Linked DNA regions of Mus musculus: region 1 is linked to region 2. A link is a loop called in an ENCODE intact Hi-C map of the cell type or tissue named here. Cell type or tissue: left cerebral cortex. All regions are shown on one strand. Links, peaks and the distances in the headings refer to the core of each region. The heading gives the core; the rest is flanking DNA. Region 1 overlaps Sec24a (Sec24 related gene family, member A (S. cerevisiae)). Region 2 overlaps Ube2b (ubiquitin-conjugating enzyme E2B).

What was found. A loop is a pair of places that touch in the nucleus more often than their neighbours do. Peaks named below come from ENCODE experiments on the same cell type or tissue, not always from the same donor. Only the 100,000 strongest peaks of a DNase experiment are listed, where the experiment ranks them.
Region 1: it touches region 2 in a loop (2.5-fold over the local background); 3 of 42 quality-filtered maps call a loop at or near these places.

What each region holds. Positions count from the first base shown.
Region 1 is chr11:51,723,863-51,733,460 of GRCm38, reverse strand. It overlaps Sec24a (Sec24 related gene family, member A (S. cerevisiae)), which reads left to right. Exons shown (of 23, transcript NM_175255.3): 6 at 1-69; 7 at 1,556-1,658; 8 at 3,883-4,009; 9 at 6,867-6,976. Among named protein-coding and RNA genes, the nearest start is that of Sec24a, 28 kb to the left of the region's middle. In left cerebral cortex, for the core only: a CTCF peak has its summit at 4,264; no DNase peak of the experiment used is centred there.
Region 2 is chr11:51,987,237-51,996,834 of GRCm38, reverse strand. It overlaps Ube2b (ubiquitin-conjugating enzyme E2B), which reads left to right. Exons shown (of 6, transcript NM_009458.5): 3 at 1,436-1,461; 4 at 5,352-5,441; 5 at 8,135-8,223. Among named protein-coding and RNA genes, the nearest start is that of Ube2b, 8.5 kb to the left of the region's middle. In left cerebral cortex, for the core only: no CTCF peak of the experiment used is centred there; a DNase peak (open chromatin) is centred at 4,258.

The sequences.
Region 1 (9,598 bases), core at 1,174-9,173, 260 kb after region 2:
TTCCACACCACTGCAGCCTCCAGTCCCAAATCTGCTTGAAGACATCCAGAAACTCAACTGTAACCCAGAGTAAGACTTCAAATGCTGTTTTTATAAACATGGCAGTGTCCATGTTCTTAGATTGTCTGGTGTGCTTTTTAGGTGTTGTGGATAAGCGGCCCAGGTAGACTGTATGACATAAGACTCTGTTATTGCTTACCTGGAACTTGCATCTCTAAATTAAGAAATGGAGTTGGCTGTCCCTTACAGAGTGCAGCCCTGCCACTTCCTCATCTGCCCATTTTCTGAGTTGCCCTGTGTTCTTAACGCCCTTCCCTAACACTTTGCATTTCCTTACTGTTCTCTGAAGCTTTCTCCCAGCCATGAGACTCCCTGTTCACCCTGTGTCACCTCTAAGCCAGCCAATAGCATGGCAGCTTGTATATGAGTTGCAGCTTGCCTTGCCTGACCTGGTGTTCTCTGTTGACTGGAACTTAAAGAGAAAAGGGGGAGGGAGGAAGAGAGTGGGTTTATGTCCCTTGAATTGCTTGTTGCTTTTATTAGCTCTAATAAGACTTATATTTATGATCATCAGTGTAGTTATATTCCAGAAAACAGGGATTAGGTTTGTTTGTTTTGAGAGAGGGTTCTGTGTGTAGCCTTGCTGTCCTGAAACTCTGTAGACTCGGCTGGCCTCGAACTCACAGAGATCTGACTGCCTCTGCCCCCCAAGTGCAGGGATTAAAGACATGTACCACCAACACCCTGTCTGGCTTCAGACTTTATTTGCCTTGACTTAGTCTCCCAGATTTGAAGACATTATACACTGTATTCCATAAATAATTTAAATGTATGTTGTAAAGACTTAAAAACTGTACAACTTGTAATTTTGAAATAATATTTTTAAAAGCTTTAGTAAGACTGCTCTTCAACAAACTTTGACTTGGTGTGGTGGTCTAAGTGCCTCTGTAGTCCTAGCTGTTTGGTAGAGTTGTAGGAGAACCACTTGACCCAGAAGTTCAAGACCAGTCTAGGTAGCATAGCAAAACCTATCTAAAAAAAAATAAATATGTTAAGTAATTAATTGATTGTAAAAGGTATTTGTTTGAGGATTGAGTCATCACCTGCTAATATCAAGGTAAGATTAATTATTAGTCCAGGCTATTGTACCAGGATGAACCTATTCTTTTTGTTTCTTTGTTTTTTGAGGTTTCTCTGTGTAACGTCCCTGGAACTCAAAGAGATCTGCCTGCCTCTGGCCTCTGCCCTCTGCCCTCTGGCCTCTGGCCTCTGCCCTCTGCCCTCTGGCCTCTGGGTGCTGGGATTAAAGGTGTGAGGCACTGCTGCCCAGCCTATGGTTAGTTTCTTGAGACCTAGTCTCACTGTGGTAGATGCTGGATTCATAGTTATGTGTGGTCACGCATGGCAATTTAAATATTTTAATAAAACATTTAAAAAAGGTCTATATTCATTTGTAATCTGATCTAATCCCAAGAGTATTGAGATAGGCACGGTTTATCTTTTTTCTGAAGCCGTGAGCGCAGCGGCAGCTGACATACGCTGTTCTGTCTTACAGGTTGTTCCGATGCACGCTGACGAGTGTCCCTCAGACTCAGGCCTTACTGAATAAAGCCAAGCTTCCTCTGGGGCTGCTGCTCCACCCCTTCAAGGACCTAGTGGTATGCTTCTTTGTGTGTGTGTTTTTGTTTTTTGAGACAGGGTTTCTCTGTAACAGCCCTGACTGTCTTGAAGCCTTCTTTGTAGGCCAGGCTGGCCTGGAACTCACTGACATCCAGCTGCCTCTGCCTCCCGTGTCCTGGGATTAATGAGACGAAAGGTGTGTGCCACCACAGCCAGCCCAGTGGTATGCTTCTTTAGAGTAGATGTGAAAATTATCTAAGTGGTGAAGTATTTTTGCAACAATGTAAGAATGAATATAAAGTCTGATATATGACAGGGTTCTTTTCCTTTTTTAATTTCTAATTTAATCAACATTTTTATTACAAGTTAAAACAAGGAAAGTGAAATATTACTGAGAAATCCAAGGGATGCTATGTACGTAGGCAGAACTGAAAAGATGGATGCAGGTACACACTTGCGATTCCAACACTTGGGACTGACCGACATGGGTGGATTTTGAGTATTTATCTAAGTTGTAAATTACCATTAAAATAGTTTCTCCTAGCTTCCTGACTCTGCTGCTCCTGGAGTAAAGTCAGCTGCTCTAAGAAGTTGCTGCCCACACATTTATAAATAAAATAAAATAAAGTAAAATAAAATAATTGTTCCATAATCTAAACAAATGAAGATCACTTATGTCCTAAATCTCCAGAACCTAAACATGTGATCACATGCCCTTGAGTATTAGTGTGGTCAGACTTTATTGTTTGATTGGTTGGTTTCAGTTGTGATATTGGGGATTATAATGAGGGTCTCATGCATGCTAGACCGGTGCTGCACACCTGAGTTAGACTACCGAACTCCTTTATTGACTTCCATTTATTTGCTTGAAGATGCTGTTTTGCCATGTAATAGCCCTGGCTGGCCTGCTGCTTGTTATATAGCTCAGACTGGCCTTGAACTGTTAAGAATCCTCCTGCCTCAGCCTTCAAAGTGCTAGAATTACAGGTATGGGCAACAGTTCTCAGCTTCCCTTATTGAAGTATTTTAATATGAAGAGTGAAATTTTTATTTTTTCTTTTCATTTTCTTTTAAAGATTTATTTATTGTTAGGTATGTGAGTACATTGTCACTGTCTTTAGACACTCCAGAAGAGGACTTCGAATCCCAATATAAATGGTTGTGACCTACCCTGTAGGTGCTGGGAATTGAACTCAGGACCTCCAGAAGAGCAGTCAGTGTTCTTAACCGCTGAGCCATCTCTCCAACTCTATTTTTTATTTTTCTATTGTTTCCTTTTGTATGCTGTAGCTATATGAGTTCAAATGCATGCAGATGGAGGTAAGAACAGCTTTTGAGAGTCAGTTCCCACCTTCCAACCTTACTGAGACAGGGTCACTCTTGGTTCTGCTATGCTCTGAACTCTGGGCTAGCTGGCCTAAGAATTTCCTGGTGATTCTCCTGTGTTTCCCTCTTACAGCGCCCCTACCCCCCCCCCCCCCCCGCCCATAGGATTGGTGAGGTAATAGATGCTGCCACACCATCCTGTTTTTGACATGGGCTTTGGGAATCAAACACAGGCTGTCAGGCTTTTACTGCAAAGTGCTTTGATCTACTGAGACAGATCCCTGACCCAGAACTGTTAATATAGATGATAACCCTTGAAGACTTTTTAAAAATGGTTTTTCAGACAGGATTTCTCAGTGTAGACCTGGCTATCCTAAAATTCACATTGCCTACCAGGCACAGAAAGTTCTGCCTCCTCCCAAGTACTGGGATTAAAGGTGTGGGCCACCACCACCCAGCTAGTTAAGTAGACCTCTTAAAGTTTAATTCTGTAAGAGTTTCATTTTTCATTGTTTTAGAATGTACTTTCTTTCCTTGGAACTGAGACAGGAGGATTATGTGAGTTAAGGAGTTGGGAACTAGACTGGGCAACATGATGAGACCTGTATAATAAAAAGAGAGTGCTGTCCCTGAAAATGCCTTGTACCATGTACCCCCTTGATTCTGCAGTGAGAATGTTTAATGAAAAGAGGAGTAGTTTTCTAATAGATACATTTTCTTGTGGATACTACCCACTTGTGGTGTTGGGAAATTAGTTCTTGCTCTGTAGCCCAGGCTGGCCTCAGACTTATTGCTGCCCTCCTGCATCTTGCTCTAGCATAGAGACCCTATGTGTGAGCCTCAGTGCCCACACTTTTTGTACTAGGATTTACTCCGAAGGTAAAGGAAGAGATGGATTAACTCCTTAGCTCCATTTTTTTGGTTTGTTTTTTCCAGCAGTTGCCCGTGGTCACCTCCAGCACAATTGTGAGATGCCGTTCATGCAGGACTTACATTAACCCTTTCGTCAACTTCCTTGATCAAAGAAGGTGGAAATGTAACTTATGTTATCGAGTCAATGATGGTACGATTCTTTAAAATGTTTAACATTTGAAGCAAAAAACCATATTTTTGTTTGGGTGGTACACACTTTTAATCCCAGCACTGAGGGTTGGGGAGCAGGGGGAGTGGGGAAGGGATAGAGGATTTTTGGAGGGAAAACTAGGAAGGATGATAACATTTGAAATGTAAATAAAGAAAATACCTAATAAAAAGCCATCTAGGGGGGCTGGAGAGATGGCTCAGCGGTTAAGAGCACTGACTGCTCTTCCGAAGGTCCGGAGTTCAAATCCCAGCAACCACATGGTGGCTCACAACCATCTGTAATGAGATCTGGCACCCTCTTCTGGAGTGTCTGAAGACAGCTACAGTGTACTTAAAGCATACAATAAATAAATAAATAAATCTTAAAAAAAAAAGCCATCTAGGTGCCTATATATATATATGTGTGTGTGTGTATGTATGTATGTATGTATGTATGTATGTATGTACTCATAAGGTAGAGGCATGTAGATCTCTGAGAGGCTGGCCTGGTCTACATAGAGAGACCCTGTCTTGAAAAAGCCTGTAATCCTAGTAGCCACTAACAAGTCTGATAGTAATGATGAAAGCCTATTTAAAAAAAAAAAAAAAAGCCCTTTTATTTATTTGGTATACAGATAACCAGGTATTTAGGTCAGATAGATAACACTAACTTTTTTTTTACACCTTTATACTTAGAAATACATATATACTTTGGGGGCAGGAATTGATAATTATATTTTCGAGATGATCTTTTACATTTATTATATTGAACATATAAATGGGATAGTTCACAGTATGGTTTAAGATTTTTGTTTTGAGGCCGGGTATGGTGGTGCACGCCTTTAATCCCAGCACTCGGGAGGCAGAGGCAGGCGGATTTCTGAGTTCGAGGCCAGCCTGGTCTACAGAGTGAGTTCCAGGACAGTCAGGGCTATACAGAGAAACCCTGTTTTGAAAAAACAAAAACAAAAAAAACAAACAAACAAAAAAAGATTTTTGTTTTGTTTTATTTTGAGCTAGTCTCAAGTGCACTTAAGGATGCCCTGAACTTCTGGGACCTCTTTCTTCTACCTACTGAGTGCTGGTGTTCTAGGTGTATGCTGCTGGTCCTAGTTTATGAGATGCTGGAGGTTGAGCCCAGGACTTCCTCCGTGTTAGGACAGCACTCTGCCAGCTGAACTATCTCCAGCCAGAAATTTTTTTTTTTTTTTTTTTTTTTGTTTTTCGAGACAGGGTTTCTCTGTATAGCCCTGGTTGTCCTGGAACTCACTTTGTAGACCAGGCTGGCCTCGAACTCAGAGATCCACCTGCCTCTGCCTCCCGAGTGCTGGGATTAAAGGCGTGCGCCACCACGCCCGACCAGAAATACTTTTATTTTGAAATTATTTTGTGTGATTTTTTTTTCCTCCTAGGATAAAAGAAAATAGGTATAGAGTAATGGCTGCTTTTTGTCACTCACTGCTGTTGAACAGACTAGGACGGTACTCGATTAGTTGAATACAGTGTGATCAGTAACTGAAGAGGTGCTCTCTCTCAGTAACTACTTTATAATTTATATTTTAAGATATCATATAACCAACAGCTCTCTGTTTGAATTCTTAGCACTTGGGAGGCAGAGACAGAAGGTCTTCCTGAGTATTTTACAGAGAATTCAAAGCCAACCTGGGCTGCCTCCATAAGACCTTGACTCAAAAAGGCAGAGAGAAGGGAAATTTTTAAATGTCTTTCTGGAAAAAATCAGGAAAAAAAAGTCGTGTTAAGTTCCCCTTTAAAATCTGAAGTGTATGTGCTGCAATGCACAAGTGGAGTTGTGATAAAGGTTGTAGCCTCCTGCATATCCTGTGGAGCTACTGAATGAACTATAGTTTCAGCCTTTGAGTACATAACCATTTTAGGTTGGTTGTGGTGGTTGTGGTTTGCTATTTTCTTTATCGTGTGTGTGCGCGCGTGTGTGTGTGTGTGTGTGTGTGTGTGTTGTGAGGTAGGGCATGTATGCCACAATATGCACATGGAGGTAAGAGGACAACTTGGTAGGAATCAGTTCTCTCCATCCAGTGTGGGTGCCAGGGATCAAACACAGGTTAAGCATGACAGGAAGTACACTTACCTGTTGAGCCATTTGCTGGACCTTTGTTTGATCTTTGAGACAAAGACTACCACTGTACTCCAGGTTGGCCTGGTATTTGTTGCTCTCTAGCTTAGTCTGGCATCTAACTTGGTGGTGATCCCCTGGCCCAGTCTTTGACGTGGTGCAATTACAGGCATGCACCACCTCATGGATTTGTTTGTTTGGAATTTTTTGACTCCCCCAGCCTAAGGATTTTAATCTTTAAACAATTACTGGGAAACTAGGTTCAATGACAGCTAATCCCTAATATACTCTGAGCATAGTGAATTACAGGTTCAATTCACTGAGGCACTTGGTGTTGTACAAAAGCAATTGGTGCTAATAAAGCTTGTTGCTGATCCCTCATGGCTTTACCTTGAAACAGTTGCACCTTGACTGTCTGGGAGCAGCCTTCTGGGTCAAAGGTCAACTTCTGTACAGTTGGGAGATTTCTGAAAAACAACTGGCATTTGTTGAGTTTTTAATCATCTTTTCAAGCTTATTTGGAAATGAGCCGTAAGGATTTAGCCAGGACACTGGGTGCTGGGAACGTCACAGTGATTGCAGTTGTCTGCAAAGCCTCTTGCTGCCGTATATTATAGGAGGAGTTTAAATAGAACCCTTTTAAAAATTCAATTTGTTCCTTTATTTTTAACCAGGTTTAAATTAATTACAACACCTAAATTAATAAAAATCAAAATGTAAGTTATTGAATTAATCCTTTTTTTAATCATTTTTTGTTTTGCACCAGTTCCTGAAGAATTCATGTACAACCCTTTAACCAGAGTTTATGGAGAACCTCACAAAAGACCTGAAGTCCAGAATGCTACTATTGAGTTTATGGCTCCTTCAGAATACATGGTAAGCTCCCTTTTTTTTTCTTTCTAGAGCAGGGTGTGTTGGTTGTTTTGTTTGTTTGTTTGTTTTTGATGTACTATGTAGCTGTGGTTTTTCTGGTAGTTGCTGGTTAGCTAAGGCTAGCTTCAAAGTTCCTATAAATCTGTTTTAGACTTCCAAGTAATATGATTACTATTGCAAGCCATACCCCAAGCCATCACACTGCGATTTAAAATTATATAATATCTTTTAACAAAGTTCTCTTTCTTAGCTGAGAAAGTATTTGTTCACAAAGTAGAAGTGCTTGCTATGCAAGCCTGATGACCTGAGCCCCTTCCCAGAACCCACACAAAGCTGCATTGGGAGCACCTGGTCCTGGTACCGGCACACGCACACAGCATACACATATGTCATGCACACACACACGTGCAGTTAGGTTACAGTGTTCAGAGCGTAAAGTTGCATGGGAAGGTCTACTTCAGTGTCTCATCTATAGCAAGAAACTTGCAGCATGATATTGGGATCATATTTATATCTCAGTTAAATCAGACTTCTGTGTTTTATAAATAATGCTATGTAATCTCAGCATTCAGGAGGTAGAGGCAGGAGGATTAGTTCAAGCCTGAATTACACTGTAGTTAGGCCAGTGTGGACTGTATAAAATCGTCTTCAAAAACAAACAAAAAATGGGCTGAAGATATGTTAGGGGTTAAGAGCTTTGGGGCTGGAAGGATGACTCAGGAGTTCAAGAGCACTGGCTGCTCTTCCAGAGGATGCAGGTTCAATTCCAGCGTCCACAAGGCAGCTCACAACTCCCTGTAACTCTATTTCCTGGGGGTCTGACACCCTTATACATTCACACATGCAGGCAAAACACTAATATACATAAAATAAAAATAAAGAAGTCATTAACAAAGAGGGTAGGGTTAAGAGCTCTGACTGCTCTTGCAGAAGACCTAAGTTCAGTTCCCAGCACTCATGTGGCAGCTCACAATGTCCTATAACTGTGGTTTCAGGGGATCTGAGGCCCTATTCTGGCTTCTTTGTGCACTACATACAAGCAGTGCATGTATGTACATGCAGACACTCACAAATATACATAAAGTTAAAAAAAAAAAAAGCCCAGGTCTCTTGAGTTAGATACTCTTTTACTGAGCCTTAATTGCATTTAAGCAAAAAGGAATATGAAAATGATGCTAACACGTAACACCAGCTTGACTTGTCTAATGAGCATATTTCTTTCTTCTTCTGTGTGTGTGTGTGTGTGCGCGAGCGCGCGCGCACGTGTGTGTGCATGTAAGCCAAAGATCAGCCCCTGTATCATGTCTTCTTCTGTGTGTGTGTGTGTGTGTGTGCGCATGTAAACCCCTGTATCATTTCAGCCCCTGTATCATGCCTCGGGTGCTATCCATCATATTAGTAGCTTTTTGTTTGAATAAGGTCTCACTATGTAGTTCTGACCTGTCCTGGAACACTTGAGACCAGACTGGCCTTGAACTCATAGAGATCTACTTGCCTCTGCCTCCTGAAAGAAGCTAGGATTTAATGCATGTATCACTAAGCCACCCACCTTGGTTTTTTTGAGACAGGATCTCTCATTGACCTGGGAGTCACTGATTAGGCTAGGCTCACTGCTTAGAGAGCCCAAGGGTTCCTCCTTTCTCTGCTTCCTTAGCCCTGGCTACAAACTCATGCCCAACCCAGACTTTTCACATGGGTTCTGGAGATTAAATTTGGATCCTCACACTTCTCTGGCAGCACTTCAAGTGAGATATATATATGTGTGTGTATGTGTATGTATAGGTATAGGTATAGATAGTTGTTTTGTTTTGTTTTAACCTGTATGTGAGATTTAGTCTCTTTTACTATGTAATTTATAAGGGGTCAATCTTTTTAATTGAGTCACTGAAGTTATTAGTAATAGTTCTCTGTCAAATTAAAGTTAAAGAACCCAAGCATCTGCTGGGTGTGGTGTTACACAACTACACAACTTTAATCCCAGCACTCGGGAGGCAGAGGCAGGTGGATTTCTGAGTTCGAGGCCAGCCTGGTCTACAAATTGAGTTCCAGGACAGCCAGGGCTACACAGAGAAACCCTGACTCGAAAAACCAAAAAAAAAGAGAAACGCATTAAAGTAGAGGAGGAGGAGAAGAAGCGAAAAAGAAGAAATATGCTTAGTAGACAAACCATACATAAATGTATATGTTATCAAATAATTATGAAGTAAACCAGTTGTGTTAGTACTATCTGGATCAAGGCTGTAACATCAGTTGCTACAGAGCTAGCTCGGGGGTTAAAAGCACTGGTCGACTTCCAGAGGATCTAGATTTGATTCTCAGCACCCACATGAGAGCTGACGACCATCTTGTAACTCCAGTTCTAGGGACTCCAGCATCCCCTTCTGCCTTCCAGGTTGTGTGCACATGGTACACAACAAAACACCCTGCACATTAGAGCATTGCCAACACTGCCAGCAGCCCGTGATAGCATGTGTTCTTTCCTGCCTAGAGAAGTCTCTTCTGAGCTATGCCAGACACTTGTCTTTCAGTTTGAAACGGATAGTATCTTCAGATGAGCAGTTTGTGTTTCCAGAGGTATGTAGGTGTGTTCTAAAGGCTGCTTTCATAGGTTAGCTTAGGTCTTAC
Region 2 (9,598 bases), core at 816-8,815:
TTATCATTTGTGCGCAAGTGTGCACGCCTGCATGCTGGCTGACTGACTGTGAGTAGGTATCTATAACCCATAACACTTGGTGTAGAGGTAAGATGACAATTGTGTAGTCATTTCTCTCCCTCCATCATGTGTTCAAGAGATAGTATGGCGAGTAGTTCTACTTGCTAAACTGTCTTGCTAGCCCTGCACATCCTTTTTGATTTAAAATGTAAAAAATTTTTGATTATGTGTGTTTGTCTATATATGGGATTATGGGAATTTACCACTACAGCTAGTTATGGTATGGTATGATTTTACAGTCAACCCAGGTAATTGATTAAAAACTAGGGTTTGAAGGATACGTGTATAAGAGAGCAGGTGCCCATTGGAAGCCAGAGGCCAATGTCTGATGTCCTGAAGTTGTAAGCTCCCTGACATGGGTACTGGAAATCAAATTCCTGTAAGAGGTTTTTTCAAATATTCTTCATCAGTAAGCTGTCTTACAAGGATCTACACTTAACTAGGATATAACTAGTGGGGGATCTACACTTAACTAGTAGATAACTAGTGGGGTACTAAGAATGTAGCTAGCTCAGTGGTGGAGTGCTTGCCTTAACATTCCTGAAGTCCTGGTCAGTCATCTATAATCATAGCCCCTGGAAGGCTGAGGCAGAAGGATCACAATGTAGAAGCCAACCTGGGCTATTTATTTAGTAAGACCTTATCTCAAGAAAATCAAAATAGGTATACTGACTTATCCTTAATAAATCCTAGCACTCAGAAGTCTGAGGCAGGACAATTGCTGCATGGTTGGGCAAGCCCGGGCTGGGAGACTCGCATCCCCCGCTTTTTTTTCCCCCTGTGTATGTGTTATACCATCCTTTTTAAAATCTTAGTTTGAGATGGCCTTGCCAAGTTAGTCAGGCTGTGTATCTTAGGCAGTCCTCAAACTCTGACATCCTCTGCTTCTGCCTCCTGAGTCTCTGGGAATACAAGTGTGTGGTACCAGGTTCACTTGTAGACTCTTGGGTTTTTGTTTGTTGGTTGGTTTTGGTTTTGAAAACAGGGTTTCTCTGTGTAGCCACTGGCTGTCCTGGAACTCACACTGTAGCCCAGGCTAGCCTCAAACTCAAGATATCTACCTGCCTTTTCCTTCCAGTGCTGGGAATAAGGCATGTGCCTTTATTTGGGTGTGCGCTGCCACACTCAGCTGTACAGTATTCTTTTGCAACAAAATCATAGACAAATTTCCTTTCAAAAAGAACTTGAGCATTGAAAGTCCTTTGTGCTGCCTGAGTTCAAGCCACGGCTGTGGCAGTCTGACAGGTAAAGTTTATGCAGCTCTCAGGAGCAGGGTGAGCGCCGTCCTCCTAGTTCCCAAGTTATCCTTCCCTCCCTGAAGACAGAGAAAGAAGAGTAAAAAACTAATTTTAATCAGAGATCTTTTTGTTTTCAGACCAGAAGGGACACCCTTTGAAGATGGTAAGTAATTCTTATTATCTACATATTAAAAGGGTGCCCTTTGGTCAGAGACTCTAACAGTATTTGAAGACAGGCTCTACTCTTAATAAGCTCTTGGCATACTAAGCAAGCAAATGAAAACTTAGAGCTCATGGGGATCTTTTTTTTTGCACATCACCTTGGTCACCTTTCACCAGTTTTCCGTGTGACATGGGTTACCTATACAGCTGTAGGTCTAAGTGGTCTGTGTTACAAAATGGTTGATGTTTGGGCGGCCTAATAGAGGTGCTCCCTGGGCACTGCTACCAAGTGGGTAACTGTTTCCTTGCTTTCTTGTCTGCATTCATAAGGGTGTTGTAAAATTTTCCATTTCTTTTCTCCCTATTACTAGGGAATAAATCCAGAGCTTGGTATGTTCTAGGGAGGCACTCCACTGCCAGGCATCCCTGAGTCCTGAATTCAGAGTTACCAGTAGCTTCACTACTCAGCATTTAGCACCCAGAAACGTTGTGCAGTCATTTGCAGCTCAATTTGGGTCTAACAGGAGCCAGGAAAATGGGAGAATGATTCTAATCTGTAATCACAATTAAGTTTGTTAAGTTGACTTTAAGCAGGTACTGAAAGATTTTCCTTAATTATAGTGGATTAAAAAAAAATTAAACAGCTTTGCTGTAATTATCAGAATGACTTCAGAATTCATCTGTTCAGCATGTTTGACAAGAATAGTTACTGTGGCCAGGCGTGGTGGCACACACCTTTTTTCCCAGCACTCGGGAGGCAGAGGCAGGCAGATTTCTGAGTTCGAGGCCAGCCTGGTCTGCAAAGTGAGTTCCAGGACAGCCAGGGCTACACAGAGAAACCCTGTCTTGAAAAACCAAAAAAAAAAAAAAAGAATAGTTACTATGAACTATTTGTGAGAGAACCACCTGAAAACCTGAGAAGTGAGTGGTGCCGTTCTTGGACGCTAGGATATTAAGTACCTGTCGAAGAAAAGGAGGCCGGTCTAGCTGTAGGTCTTAGACAAAGATGCTGTAGAATAACCTAGCATCTGTATATTTGAGATGGATCTCACTGTAGCCTCTTCTGTAGGTCTAGACTCACAAATCCTCCTGCCTCTGCCTTCCAAATGCTAGGACTATCCTCTCTCTCTCACTAAACATGTATGCCCGTGTAGGGATGCGTACCACACTGTCACTTACTTACTTGTGAGTAGGCATGAGGAATCCCAGGAGCTACTGAATGATTGTGGCACACTTCTTTAACTATGTCAGGACTTCTCAGTTGTCCATTCCCAAACTCTTCAAGATGTCTTGAGTCCGCCATACAGGAGACCCTGTGGTCATCTTTAACTGTGTTGACCTTTGCATTGCTGATACAAAGGCAGCCTCACTAAGCTAGATCTGTACCTAAGGAATTGAGCATCTAAGAACGAGCCGGGACTGTGGCCCACACTGTGCTAACAGTGACTGTGTTCTTTGCATGTTAAGAGGACTTGGTGGTAGTTGAAATTGCTCGTCCTTACATGTGGATGCTCCTTAATACTGTGCTTTATGAAGGACCTCAGAGGCCTTCCACAGCAGAGTGGGTGCAGCTGGAGCCTAGAGCAGGAGCTGGGTTACTGGGAGTGTGTGCCTGGCATGACCTTGGGTCTGTCTGTAGATTTAAAAAAAAAAAAGACAAGACTTTAAAGTATAGCAGTTTAATTCTGCTGTACTTTACATTTTTTAATTTCTGTATATATTTTTAAATTACATTAAACTTGTAATTGAGTAAAGAGATGGTTTTTTGTTTTTTGGATTCCCCCCCCCATGCTCCATTGCAACAAACCAAAAAAAAAAAAAAACACAAACAAACAAACTTGTACAATATCAGACCTGTCTAGTTATCTGAAAGGGCTATGAAAATCCTTTTCAGTTACATATTGTGTGAGGCCATATTTTCTTCATGTACTGTACGTCAACTAAACATATTGTAACAGGTTGCATGTAGATAAGAGAACCCAGCTGTCCTCTTTAAACCAAACATGAAGAACTGTACAAATGCAGAATAGTAGTGTGCTTGTCACTAGCAAGTCTTTAAGTATGCTATTTAGTATTTCTCTTAAGTATATTATTTAAGCCGGGCGTGGTGGCACACGTCTTTAATCCTAGCACTTAGGAGGCAGAGGCAGGCGGATTTCTGAGTTCAAGGACAGCCAGGGCTACACAGAGAAACCTTGTCTCAAAAATCCAAAAAAAAAAAAAAAAAGTAAATGATTTAGGTAGGTTAATGTTATAAGGCTCGATTACGTCTTGATGAATTGGCGGGTTTTCCCAGGGCCTCTGTTTTGGCAGCTGGAGAATGACCCCAGGGTGCAGGCCAGTGCTCTCCACTGAGCTCCCAACCCGATTTACTTTATTTTGAGACAAGGTCCTGCAGAGTTGCCAGGTTGGCCTGGAACTTGACATCTTGTCTTAGCTGCCTGACTAGCTGGGGTTACAATATTTCCTATGCATCCCACCCCAGGCTTTTTATCTGCCTGCTATGCAAGTGTTCTATAACTGAGCTATGTCCCCAGCTGTCAAGTTAACGATTTCTGGTACAAGTTCCAGTAGGTTATTGGAAGCAGTCTGTACAGAAACATGAGTGCCAGTAAATCTCAGCTATGTGAATCTCAGATTTTTTGCAACCATTATTTTAATTAAATGCTATTTTTAAAAAACCAATGTTTTGGAAATCAGAAAGTGGTAATATTCAGGCCACAACATTGTTTTGTAACTTTGCTGCTGCTTGGTGCTATCTGGTTCTTGGCGATCTTGTGTCTGTTGCCATGGTGAGTTAATCAACGTCCACGCTGTTCTCAGTGCCGCTCGGTTTCATGAATCCACTTCTTACCCATAGTGGTACTGATACTGCTGAGTGGGCCTGAGAGCAAGCAGCTCAACTACCTCACATGCTTACTTGAAACTGTATAGTCCAGCTGTTGGAGGTTTGCTTATTTTTTTTTAATATAGTCCAGCTGTTTTTTGGTTTTGTTTTTTGTTTTGTTTTTTTTTTGGTTCTTCGAGACAGGGTTTCTCTGTGTAGCCCTGGCTGTCTTGGAACTCACTCTGTAGACCAGGCTGGCCTCAAACTCAAAAATCCACCTGCCTCTGCCTCCCAAGTGCTGGGATTAAAGGCGTGCGCCACCACGCCCGGCTGAGTGTGTATTTTTAAAATATTAGTAGCTAGGGCCCAGTTGCCTTTCAAAAATCTGACAATTGGGAGTGCTGAGATGGCTCAGAGGGTGAAGGAGCTCGCCCACACCAACCCTCACAACCTGAGTTTGAGTCCTAGAGCTCAGGTGAAGGTGGGAGGAAAGAACTGACTTCAGAACAACTGACCGCTGACCTCCACACATCCCAGCTGTGCTGCCTACCTGCCTGCACAGATCATACAATCAGTTAATCAGATGTGACAGTTGCCGCTTTCCACATTTCTTCCAGTAGCCCATGAAAGGGCTTATCCTCAGCTTTTTTTTTTTTTTTTTTTAAAGATTTATTTATTTATTTATTATATGTAAGTACACTGTAGCTGTCTTCAGACACACCAGAAGAGGGAGTCAGATCTTGTTACGGATGGTTGTAAGCCACCATGTGGTTGCTGGGATTTGAACTCAGGACCTTCGGAAGAGCAGTCGGGTGCTCTTACCTGCTGAGCCATCTCACCAGCCCCTGCTGAGCCATCTCACCAGCCCCTATCCTCAGCTTTTGACAGCATTGCTTGTTCATAGTCTATAACAGAAGTATTTTAGATATTTTATATGCTAAATGAGAGTTCTCGGGCTAACGAGTGTGGTTGTGCAAAATTTGATATAGAATTAAGAATTATTTGATGAAGGCATTTAAAAGTAATGTTTGTCTTTATTGTACTTTGGTTTGTTTTCTATTTAGGTACTTTTAAACTAGTAATAGAATTTTCTGAAGAATATCCAAATAAACCACCAACCGTTAGGTTTTTATCCAAAATGTTTCATCCAAATGGTAAGTAGCAGCCTCCTAGACTGTGTCAGAGATGGGATGAGGGCTGGGAGGGTTTGTTCCTCCCCGTGGGTACAGCTTATTCTTACAGTTAGGGCTAGTCTTCAAATACTGTTTCCACACCTGTGTTAGCTACAGTTTCATTGCTAGAATCTTAACAGGGTTCCATGTGTGAATTAAAGTAATTTAATAACATCTGAATTAAAAGTAATAAACATTTATTTGCTTAAAGAACACAAATTTTACCTGAAACTTAGCTTTTAAAAACCACACATTCAAGCCAGGAAGTGGGTAATCAGGAATTCAAGGTTGTTCTTAGAGACTTAAAAGCCAGACTGGACTGAGACCCTATCTCCCAAAACAAAATAAAATGTCTCAGTAGGTAAAAAGGTACTTCCCTCTAAGTGTGACAGCCTGAGTTCGCTCTCCAGGATGCTCATGATAGAACCAATTCCTGCAGGTTGTCCTCTGATCTCCACATGTGTTACTAGAGCACACATGCACATGTGTGCACACTCAAATGAGTAAAACAGCTAAATGATGGGATCTCATAGCCAGGCTGGCCTTCAGGTTGATGGATCCAAGGCTGACCGAGCTCAGGATCAGCTGCAGGGGCTTATGGGCAGGTGCCACCATGCCCAAAATCTGTGGTGCTAGGAATCAAACTGGACATTTACACAGTAGGCAAGCACTCCACAACCTGAGCTGCATGCCCAGTCTCGGGTTGACACACTCACATATAGAACGTACGCACCGTTCTACTTGCCAATTCCTGTTTGTTGGTTGATTTTTCAAGGCAACCCCGGCTGTCCTGGAACTTGCTTTGTAGACAGGGCTGGCCATGAACTCAGAGCTCTATCTGCCTCCTGAGTACTGGGATTGAAGGTGTGCTCTAGCACTGCATTACACAATTACACTATATTACAAAAGTACAACACATTAAAATTACACAGTTCAGTAGAGTTTGGGTGTAGTCACAGACACAGCAAAACTATGAATGTGGCTGCCTTCCTTTTCTCTTGTGAGACACAACAAATAGTCTGGGCGCTTTGTTTTAATGGGTTCTTAGCGCACACTGCCCTGACTGACTTTTCACCTATATCTACGTCTGTCTGTGGAGATAATTGTAGCTGTACTCCGTCTCTACTGCTTGAATAATATTTTACTATTTGGATGGATTCTGTTTACCTGTGGATCAGTTGATGGACATTTAGATGCAAGTTTCTTTTTGGTATCTAAAAAAATCAAAACTAGTTCAAGATTTTATTATTATCAAATGCTTTTTTTTTTCTTCTGGCGTGTATGCCATTTCCTTCTATAGAAAAGATGAGAGGTGGCTGACTCACGCTCTCAGGCCAGAAGGTCTGAACTGAGGCTAACTGTTAGCACAGAGAAGTGAGGCCAGGAGGGTAGGCAAAATTGCCCAGAGGGGTCTAACAGGGATGGAGCGTGGAGACCCTAGGATTTACACCCGCACTCGCACTCACACACACGCTCTTTCTCCCTCGGTCCTGTTTTCCATGGAGAATATCCTGGTTCTGAGGCTTTTCAGTTTGGCAAGATTGCCAGAAGTGGAACATGCTTGTAATCCCAACACAATCTCTGGGAGGTAGAAAGAGGCAGGAGGGAGGGTTAGAGCTCAGAGCTGTGCTAGACTCAGCAGGCCTGGACTACACGACACTTCTAAAAGAACGAAGCCACACTCAACGGCAATGTCTGTAACATTGGCCTAAGGGTTTGAGTGTTGACTTCATTCATTCTTTTTCTTCTACTTGTGTGTAGCTAGGCGATTCAGGGATCGGATGCTCATTATAAGGGTAAATATCAGCTATCAGTCTTAGCTGTAAATATTTTGACATTAATTTTACAAATGTCTGTGTCCTCATTTAGTCAAAGTGAAGGTATTTATTTATATAATTTTTTAAAAAAAAATCAAAATATGGAACCTACTGGATAATTTTTAAGCATTTTTTTTTCAGGTAGAGGCAGGCCAATCTCTGTGAGTTCAAGTCCAGCCTGGTCTACATGGTGATTTTCAGCTCAGCCAGGGCTATAATAGTGAGAACCTGTCTATAGAATCAAAAACTCCTTAATTTTGTGGCAAACACAGGAGATAGGTGGCATTTTTGATGGCTATAAATAATGTTCCTTGAATGTGTTGTTATTTACTATTTTTGTGATGCTGGGAACCCAGGACTTTGTCCATGAGTATAATTAATTGCTCTACCACCAAGCTGCACCTCCAGTCGTGAGTGCCATAGTTTAACCAGACTTTTGGACCATAAGGGAGTTTGCTCTTTTTTCCTCATAGATTATGCCGTTGTGAAAGTCCTACAAGTAAATCTCTATATTCATGATAATCTGAGAATCATCTCTAGAAGTGGGTCTTTTTCAGGATCTCTATTTGAGGCTTAAGAAAGGTGGAGTAATCTTGGTTTGGGTGCTGGGGAGTGAGCCCAGGCCTGCACATGTGAAGCAGGCACGCTACCACTGAGCTACAACCTTGGACCCAAAATGTGGTAACGAATGTATGGCAGGCTTCAGAAAAATTTCCCTCAGCCTTCCAAAAATGCCACGGGTAGTGAGGCGGACGTTCCTTTCAGGACAAGCTTCCCTGTGAAACAGAGTTTAGTGTGTGCTGAAGAGCTCTCACTGTGGCACGAGAGTTGCTTGTAACTAACTGTGTTGTTTTGCAGTGTATGCTGATGGTAGCATATGTTTAGATATCCTGCAGAATCGATGGAGTCCCACATATGATGTCTCTTCCATCTTAACTTCCATTCAGGTAAGATTAAATGCATCACAACTTGATATTCTTTGGGATATAACCAGTTATTTAGAACCACCTGCCAGCACCAAGTAATTAATGCATGACTTCGACAACACCCTGACTGCTCCACACTTTATATTTTCTTGTTTTGTTTTTGAGGCAGGGTTTCTCTGTGTAGCCCTGGCTATCCTGGAACTCACTTTGTAGACCAGGCTGGCCTTGAACTCAGAAATCCGCCTGCCTCTGCCTCCCAAGTGCTGGGATCAAAGGCGTGCACCACCACACCCAGCTTGCTCCACACTTTAATTAGTTGACATATGAGATCTAATCCACAGCTTGCCTTTTTGGAGGGCAGAGGTCTCTTTTTGCTCAGGCTGATCCACAGAAGACTGTCTCTTCCCAAATGCTGCAGATCCAGGCATGTTCCACCATGCCTATTCACAACCTGTTTTCTTGTCATATGTCCACATTCTCACAAGTGAGACTTACTTGTGCCCATGTAGTATCTTGGGGAGAAGTAAAGTGATTGCTTAGAAAACCATAGGGACCTCCAGGAACTGCCAGGCAAAGACCCTGTACCTGTGTCGTTCCATTCAAGAAAGAGGTGCAGTAACTGTGGGTTCATGTGTCTAGGGAGGCTGACAGAGCTGTACTGATTTGAGAAGAGCAAAAAAAAAATGTTAATGTTGTCCATCTTTGTGAGTCTTTTTGCCTACTGCTCCACTCATCTCTGGGGAATGTCATACTACATCACTGAACCTTGTTCATATCTGATTCTCACTACTTCTCTGTCTATCCTGCTTTCCCTCTGTCCATCTGTCCAATCCCTGTGTGTCTCTAATCCCCACCCCTGTCATAGTCCACTTCTGATCCCATGTCTCATGTATTTAAGATAGGATCTACATATGAGAGTGAGGTTTTTATTTTATTTTATTTTTTAAACTTAGGAATTATTTTTTTTCCTTTTTAAGGTTTATTTATTTATTATATGTAAGTACACTGTAGCTGTCATCACACACTCCAGGCAGAAGAGGACGTCAGATCTCATTATGGATGGTTGTGAGCCACCATGTGGCTGCTGGGATTTGAACTCAGGACCTTTGGAAGAGCAGTCAGTGCTCTTGACCACTGAGCCATCTCTCCAGCCCCAGAAGAGTGACTGTTAACCCTTAGCTTGCTCATTACCCTGTATTTTCCTTCCCACCTCAGAACTTTACTCTTTTATTCCCTCCCTGCTAAGCGTATGTGAGTAACCACAGGAATAAGGTTTGGGCCTAGCGGCAGGGGACAGTGGTTAGTAGTAGAACACTTATCCAGCATGCCCAACTTCTGAGCACCACAAAAACCTGATGATAGTGGATCTGGGAGCTGGGAAGTGGTGGCGCACACT